Linked DNA regions of Homo sapiens: region 2 is linked to region 1. Evidence: read pairs that join two places in POLR2A ChIA-PET (ENCODE). Cell type or tissue: OCI-LY7. All regions are shown on one strand. Links, peaks and the distances in the headings refer to the core of each region. The heading gives the core; the rest is flanking DNA.

What was found. Peaks named below come from ENCODE experiments on the same cell type or tissue, not always from the same donor. Only the 100,000 strongest peaks of a DNase experiment are listed, where the experiment ranks them.
Region 2: POLR2A ChIA-PET joins it to region 1 with 5 read pairs; 2 of 35 experiments call an interaction of 5 or more read pairs at or near these places.

What each region holds. Positions count from the first base shown.
Region 1 is chr7:85,936,954-85,941,365 of GRCh38, forward strand. No RefSeq gene overlaps it. Among named protein-coding and RNA genes, the nearest start is that of LINC00972, 520 kb to the left of the region's middle. In OCI-LY7, for the core only: no CTCF peak of the experiment used is centred there; no DNase peak of the experiment used is centred there.
Region 2 is chr7:86,212,752-86,217,163 of GRCh38, forward strand. It overlaps the pseudogene SOCS5P1. Among named protein-coding and RNA genes, the nearest start is that of GRM3, 430 kb to the right of the region's middle. In OCI-LY7, for the core only: a CTCF peak has its summit at 3,470; a DNase peak (open chromatin) is centred at 2,200; H3K4me3 peaks cover 775 bases.

The DNA.
Region 1 (4,412 bases), core at 181-4,180:
TCTTTGTTTTCTTCCATTTCATTTCTAAATTAAATAAAATATTTTCTCACTTATTCCTATTTTTTGTTCATATTTGTTTTTTGTTTGTTTTTAAGTTTCTGGTACATGGTGAGTTTTAATATCTTCAAATGCTCATTGAATATATGTAATTCTGTTTGATTAGTAGACCTACCATTTATATTCTTTATGACTGTTACTCCAAGGGATACTTTTCCTCATTTGTTTTATATGAACATTTGTTACCTGATCTTCTGCAATACAGTTTTCTATGAGCTTTTTTTTAATTCATTTTATGATATTGAGGAGTTTTTCATGATTTGTAATTTGCTAACCTACTTTTCTGATAATTTATTAACATCCAGTCACTTTAGAATAGTTGTTTGGTTTGGTGATAGGAGATGAGTTGTTGATTGCTCATCCTCTGATTTTGTGGTTCTGTTTTGCCTTCCATCACACCAAATGTTTTCTTTTGTCTTCTTGAATCTTCACCATTTATTTGCCAGATGGTGATTCTTCCTTCTCTTTCCCTCTTTTTCTCATCCAGAAGCTATGTATTCAGAAGACTATTTTTTGTTTGTTTGTTTGTTTTTGGTTTGTTTGTTGTTTTACAGAGAAAGTAGTACTCTGTCGCCCAGGCTGGAGTGCAGTGGCACAATCTTGGCTAACTGCAACCTCCACCTCCCAGGTTCAAGTGATTCTCCTGCCTCAGTAGAGGTGGGTTTTCACCACGTTGGCCAGGCTAGTCATGAACTCCTAACCTCAAGTGATCTTCTTGCCTTGGCCTCCCAATGTCGGAAGACTATTTATTTAAAATCATGCTTATTCTTCAAATTAGGCTTGGCATACTTTGTTCCTTTAAATCAAGTAAGTAGAAGTTCAAGAGATCTATTGTACAACATGGTGGCTCATAACAATATATTGTATTTTTGCAAAATGCTAAGAAAATAGATTTTAAGTGTTCTTGCCACAAAAAAGTGATAACAATGTAAGTTGATGCATATGCTGATTAGTTTGATTTCACCACTTTTTAATGTATATATATTTTTAAAAATCATGTAGTACTTAGTAAATATATACAATTTTATCTATCAAATAAAAAATAAAATAAAATATTGTCTAAAAAGAAAGAAAAGTCACTAATTAAAAGAGACAGATTTTGTTGGGGAAAAAAAGTCAGGTAAGTAGAGTTTGACCCTTTGATTCAAGAACCTAGCCTTTTTTATGACAATTATCTCTTATACCCTACAGCCTACTTTTATATGGCTTCTGTATTTTGGTAATAAATATTCCTTCTGTATTCGTCCTAGACAATATATATTGCTTTTCAATATTTGTGTTGAATAGATTAAATAATCAAATTGTCAAATACCTTACAGAGCAAATCAAAGCTGTCATTTTACAATGTTTCTAAATCTTTCTAAATGTTTTTCCATTAAAAAAATTTGTATAATTTAGGAAAAGGAAAAGGAAAAGAAAAGAGGCTGCAGACCAAAATGGTAGCGTAGCTTTTGCCTAGAAGTGAAGTAAATTTGTCAGTAGAAATAATTTTTTAGAGTTAGGAATAAAATTGGGAATCTAGGAAGATCTAAAGATAACAATTAGTGTTTATATTATGCAAGTTTTCATTTATATTAATATATTCATTATATTTCATTTATATTATGCAAGTTTTCATTTATATCATCATTTATATTTCATTTATATTAAACAATTAGTGTTTATATTATGCAAATTTTCATTATACATATTAAGTTTTCATTTATATTATATTACATTAAACACTGAGTTAGCTATTTTACTTCATGCAAGTCAAAATGTAGATTTTCAAAGTGCTGGTTTTGTTTCTTACAAAAAATTAGATGTCTAATTAATAATAGACTATGTTCCTGATAAAAGCAGATACTAAATATGACTATCCCTAGATAAGTACATAGAGATGCACAGATAGGAAGCACCACAAGATTCTTTCATTGTTAGCATTTCAGAACAAGAAAACTAATGTACAACAAATTAAAGAAAGATGGTTCTAAATCCAGTTAGTTGACACAGAGAAGGTTGTATTTTGTCAAGTGAAATACTTTTCCTGTATATTTAGAGAAATAGATTAAAGGAAATAAAGAGCACCTGCTATGTTTTGTCTTGCTTTTCTTTCCTTTAGTTTTCTCAGAGTGTAAGAATGTTTTTAAAAGAGGCATCTGAATAATTGGTGTTAGGATCTGCTACTAGTGGATGACCCACCCAGGTTGTGGGTGCTAAAAAGAAAGACTTTTAAAAAATATAAATAAAGAACGAAGGCACAGGTCACTCCATTAACATCATTATGTACTGTAGCTGCCAGCTGCTCTGGTTAAAACTAAGACACTTTATTCCTTAAATGCATCATCCTATTTTATTAGGCAACATGGTGAGTTCTTAGAGAGACAGTATCTGCCCCCTGAGTGACTTACTCAGTGGATCTACAGAAGAATTATGAGTGAGGACAAAGATACTCACATTTTAACTTTTAAGAATTATTGATTACTTTTTTGAATGATTAATAACTTTGTTTTTTTCTCTTTTTTTTTCACCAAATGCTTGCTTCTCCCACAAAACTCAGTAGAAAGAACCTAGTAGTGGTATGTGAAGGTCCTTAGTTTGTGTGGGTGGGTTTAGAATTTTAGAGTCATAAACCAATCTGATTTTCAGATTTTAAATGACAATAAGCACAAAAGAAAATAAAGAATTTTAAACAGAATTAATTCAAATGAGAGACTCATAGGATCTATACTTCAAACAGATGTTGGTAATACAGACAAAAATTAACTACAATTAGCTAAGATACATAATAGAACCAATAAATCAACTAGTTCAAAGAAAATGCAATGCAAGGCAGAGCAAAGCATAAAACTTCCCTTTGCAAGCGCTATGATTAATGTGGTTTGTGCACATGGAGTTAATTGTTTGGTATTATTAAAGGCAAACCTCGTGAATGAAGGGTTAAAATTTTAAATTATAATGAAGGAAGAATTAATTGATAATTGCTCAACTTTCTCCCGTTTTATAAAGTGAACTTTTCTTTTTCTATTTTTTACCATCTGTCTGTCTTTCTTACAAACTATAATGTGAAGTGCTGATTGAATCTTGCCATTCAGATAGAATTCTTTTTCTGTTTTGTTCTTCAAAAATGGCTAGTTTTATGCTTTTAAGTTAGAAATAAAATTACTTTCTTACCTGGAAATCCTAGTTCACCATTCAAAGAGAAAATAAGGAGAACAACTGATGACGAAAACTAGATATTTAAAATGTATATAAATGCAAATTAAAACAGAGATATACAGACAGAGCTTCAAGCTGATTTTCATTAAAACTTTTAGGGACATCTCACCTTTCAGTCCTCATCATCACCTAAAACTTGCCCCATGCCACAAACATTTAGCAATACAAATATCAGAAAAATTTTTAACTAAGAATGTAAAAGCATTAACCCTGAAATGAAATGCCATTAAATACTTCTTTATTCTGTAGCCTTACTTGGGACTAATAATACCTGTCCTATGTCCCATAGAATAGTTGTGAGTACTGTATAAAATATTGTATATAAAAAATGCTTTGAAACTATAGTGCACTATGTTACTACAAATTGTCATTTTTATTTTTATTTTCTAAGGTTTTTTGTAATCTTTTATATGGTGAAACCATGGATGCTATTAATCAAAAGAGAAGGCAGGGAAGGAAAGACTCTGCATAAAATCTTTCAGAAATAACAAAGGCTCTTCGTAGTCCCTCCCATAGATTCAGTAAAGCCTAATTCTTTTAAATGTCATTCATGTCCACACATACCCACTGCCCCTGCCCCTGAATACAGGTCATCAGTAAAGTGATAGTTATGCCACTTTTGAGCTCTCTAGGTCTTTAATAGATTTTCAGATCATATTTTAAAATTTGAGATCAGAGGAAGGCCATCGTAGTTTCAATTCACTCCACAGTCACAAGAATGTACTTGAAATGTCTCATCGAGTGTAATGATTGTTGTGACAGCAGTGACTAAAACAAAAGGTACTTTTTTAGTACTTATGTCCTTTCCAACTCAGTGAAGGACAGCTAATCTCTACAAATTGAAACTTTTTGGCACCTTTAAAAGGGAGGCCCTAAATATTTGCCAAATGATATTATCAAAGTAATAAGCACTTTTTAAAGTATTACCAGGTGTAAATATTGACTGTAAGCTATAAATTTTTGGCTTTTGTCAAAGCAAATTTACTCAATATTTCTATTTTGTTTTTAAAGACACCTTTCTGCCTCTCCTCCCATTACTCTTTGTATATATGAGATTAGGTTTTTCTAAGGTCAATTTGGGCCTGTCTCATTCCTCTGTTATTACAGTGTAAGTTCGTATTAGTCATCCCTACATACTCGAATCCTAAACATTGAAT
Region 2 (4,412 bases), core at 84-4,083, 280 kb after region 1:
ATCTTAGTGACTCAATCATTAAAACTGCATGACAGAAATTTTCTTATAATATGCAATAGGGAATTAATATTCCTCAGAATCAAAATATTGCTTGTCTTTTCTTTAGGGTTTTATTTTTCTTTTCAAAAAAAGCATTAAAAACAGGTATTTTTCCCAAGCAATTATGTTATTAAAATTCAAAGCTAATTTAATTTGATTACTATTCTTAAGGAAAAGAAACTTTAAAAAATTATTAAAGCTTTGTCAATGTTTTTGATTTTCACAGAAATTTAAATATTCACAGTCTACAGAAAATTCTCCCCAGTCGGCCTTGCGGCACTGTCCCTCACCTTGAGGGCATGTTTGGCTTTAGTCTGCATGATCATTTGCTAAACACATTGTGGTGATCTGTCTACCTTGGTTGACAGCCTTGAGTCCTGTCTAAGGCTAGGCTGCATTCCTCCAGGAGTTTCAGAAATAAATCACTGACACTTCTACTGCCTATAAAACCTAGGAAATCAATATGCTTCTCTCTATATGTGGGCTTCCAGGAAGATTTCTTATAAAAATTATCAAATAAGTACTGCTTGATAACTGAACTAGATCTAATATCAAGCCTGTAAAGCTGCCATTCTGGAACATACTGTAAAGTAAATGCTAATGTAAATTTAATCTGTACATTTAAAAAACACCATATGGTCTTCATAGAAATTCCCTTTTAGTAAGGCCTCTATGCCCTAAAAAGTATATAACCTTCTAACTTTTGTATCATAAGTTTTCAGACACTTATTCTGTATATGTGTAAGATTTCTCTTCAAAAATTTTAGCAACTGTTTGTGTATTTGTTTATTTGCTTATATTTTGTCTTTATTTCATCTTTATTATATGGTTCTGAAATAATCTGTTTTGTGATTCCTTAATCTTCAATAAAAATATAAATTTCAGAAATTTATATATTTGTATATATCTATAGTTTGAAAATTTACGAGTATAAATTTTATTTATAAAACTATGTTAATTTTTCAAGTGAATTTTTTCTAGTTTACGTTTATCAATTTATGAATTTTCTGAAGATGGGACCATTTAACCATTCTTTTAATAGCGATTACACTTGATTACATTTTTTTCTGGCTTATTAATTTGTGTTTTGTATCTATTTTTAAAAATTTGAGCTGAAAACTAATGAATTTTAAAACTTGTGAAATGCAGCTATGCTTAAAAGAAAACATAAATTTAAGCTTGTGTATTAGAAGAAAGTACATGCTGAAAATACAGAAATTATCTAACTCTAAGAAAGAAACTAAATAAAAATGTGAAATAAAAAATTAAAGAAATAGATAACAACTAATGATATTGAAAAATATACAAACAATGGACAAGATCAATTAAACAGTTGATTCTTTAAAATTACTAACAAAACTGATGAGGAAAATAAAACTACTAAAAAGATTAAAAGTATCAAGAACTTTAAAAGGTGTAATTGCTGTTTATAGTCTGTATTACTATAAAAATTTTAAAAAGGTATAAATTTATGCCATAACTATAAAAATATATCATGTAAATATTTCTAGAAAAAAATGCATTTTACTGAAACTAACTCAAGAAGATTTGAAATCTCATATTATTATAACTATTAAAAAGTGTAGTGCATAATATCAAACCTTCTCACAAAGGAACTATTGAATCAGGTGGCATTACTAGTGAATAAATAATGTTAATCCTACAAATACTACTACAGAAAATAAAGCTTTGACAAGACCAGCATAAACTTGTTATCTAAACACAATTCAATTTATACAAGTGTAAATACTCCTAAAGTTACATTGTAGATTCAATGTAATCATAATGATTCAAAGTTTTTTGCGTTTTTATGTGCAACTTGACAAATGATTTTAAATTTATATGAAATTTCAAAGGCCAAGAGTAGAGATTTTTAAAATATGAGAATAATGAGGGAAATGTGCTTTACTGACAAATTGAATTTAAATAAAGTAGGTGAACAATAAAAGCAAACAAGACTGCAGAATATTGACTTATCCTTTCTCATAGAAGAATAGAGAAAATATTTTTCACACTCTGAATGATAATTTTACAAATCAAGTCATTCTTGTCATACTCAATTAATCAGAATCGAAAGTCAGTTGGGGCATATAGCACTGCTCCAAGAACTGAATTCTCTGCCAGCTGCAGAAACAGTCTGCTGCAACCTTAAGACCAGTTTTACCTAGTAGCGGGTTAAACCACCTGCCATGACTCTAAAATTAGTATCACCTATCACCGTCACTCACCAATCAGAGTTTACTGACTCCAAAAAGATTCGTTAGTGCCCATGAGCTTTCTTTCAAAACCATATGCAATATTTATCTTCCTAATAAAACCCTAACTTTTTCTTTGCTCTTCAGACATATCAAAGACCACCAGATCTACGTGTATGCTCTGAATTGCAATTTTTGCTTCTCCAAATAAAATGTTAAATTTAGACATTAATCCCTACAATGTATGTTGAGTTTGACAATACTATTTCTACATACTTAAATTTATTTATTTCAATTTTTTTACAAGAACACCAAACATCCTTTATTAGCACAAAAAAGTAGCTGTAACAAGGCACATCAAGCAGAAACATGCATTACTAGTCAAAGGGTTAGTGGTGTATTCAAATACAGCTATGCTTTTTTTTTGTAGCCTTGGCAATAGCCATAGGGATGTAAAAACACATTTTGTAGCAGCTAGTGTAGAAACCATGGAGCACTCACCAGTAGTACAGAGCACAGTCACAAAAAGACATAAGAATGGATTTGGCTATTTTACTGCCAAATATCTAGAACTGTACATTCAGTTCTCTTACTTAGAAGTGAACACTAGAACTTGAAATAACTTCAAGAACAGCTCACTCCAGTAATGATACATATTATTCTAAATGATAAAAAGGAGCTAAGCAATTTATGGATATAATGTTTATGCAGTACCTTTTAAATCTAAATTTTAGATTTCAGATTTCCCACTAAGAATTAACTGCACTGAGATTCTAAAAATTATACTTAATTCAGCTATGAGAGTTTACAACAAAGAGATAAGTACTGCTATCCAAATTATTAATTATAGTTTAACAATAATCTCAACATCACCAACCACTGAAGTTCTTATTTTCTGACTTGATCGGAAATCTTCTAGTTTCATTTTCTTCATGGTTCACAAACTAATTATGGGCATAGGAAAATATCCAGTTTTTATGAAACAACAATTAGACTGCATGTCAACTTAAAAAAAAAAATGACATGGAAGAATACATTGTAGCAGCTATTCCAAATACTTGTTTTAAATCAAAGCACTCGTTAAAAAATCGGTACTTAGGGCCTTTAAATAAAATTCTACTACTAACATTGTAAGCCTGAAATTTTAAGACTGACTATTCAGAAAAGCTGGTTTATTTACCAGTACCTTTTGCAGAGGAGAAAAGCAGTGTAACTATAAACTACTTCAACACTTAATTGAACAGCACTATGCCCTTGTGGCCAGAAACTTCCTTTTTTTTTTTTCTTAAAAGGAAGGCAGTCTTTTATTTTTTTGGACTCCCAAAGCTTGAATTATAGCAACTACAAACATCACTACTTCTGGAAGATTATAGAAAAACTCTCAGACAAAATAATTTCAAACAGTCACAATGCTGAAATACTCATCCAATATTAAGCATTTGTCCTTCAGAAAGTAATAGAATTCTTCATAACAAATGCCCCAGCGTTACCTCACTGAATTACTACAGCCATTAAAAACTGTTAGCTAAATCACCAAAATGTTTTTGCAGTCTTACTGAATACCTGTAGTTCTATCCTGTTGTTTCAATAGGCACCACGTTTATCTGAATAAGTAACAGCAGATCTGAATAAGTAACAGCATCTGACAGATACAAACACTAAGTTTACATACTGTATGAAAAAACCCACCACTGATGTGTGTGTTGCTATAGGTGTGCTATCTCATCCACATGAAAGCAGACCTAGTTAATACCCTCTGAGGACAGGAGAGTTTATGTTGGCTTGACTGGTCCTCATTTTAACTTCTGAATCCTAACTTTTTGTTTATAATGATACTTTTAAAAATTCCTGTAACATTGACGGTAAAGGGATCCAATCAATCCATCGTATATAGTGCACCTGCAGATTACCACATGGCAGATATATCGCAGGCTAAAAGGAGAAGTCCCATCTAGAGATATAGCAAGCAACAGTCCAAAAAACATGCAAGACCTAGGATCTTTATAAAGTTCTAAAAGTTCTGTTACAGTATAGAAGTGAAATCCACACGAGTCATGGACATCAAAACTAAAGTTGTGAATCCGCTGCTCAATTTGCGTATGCAGGGATCTGCTGTCATGGCAAAAGCTCAGAGAAGAGGCTGTCCTTGTGCTCAGAGTCCATGAGCAAAATTTGCCT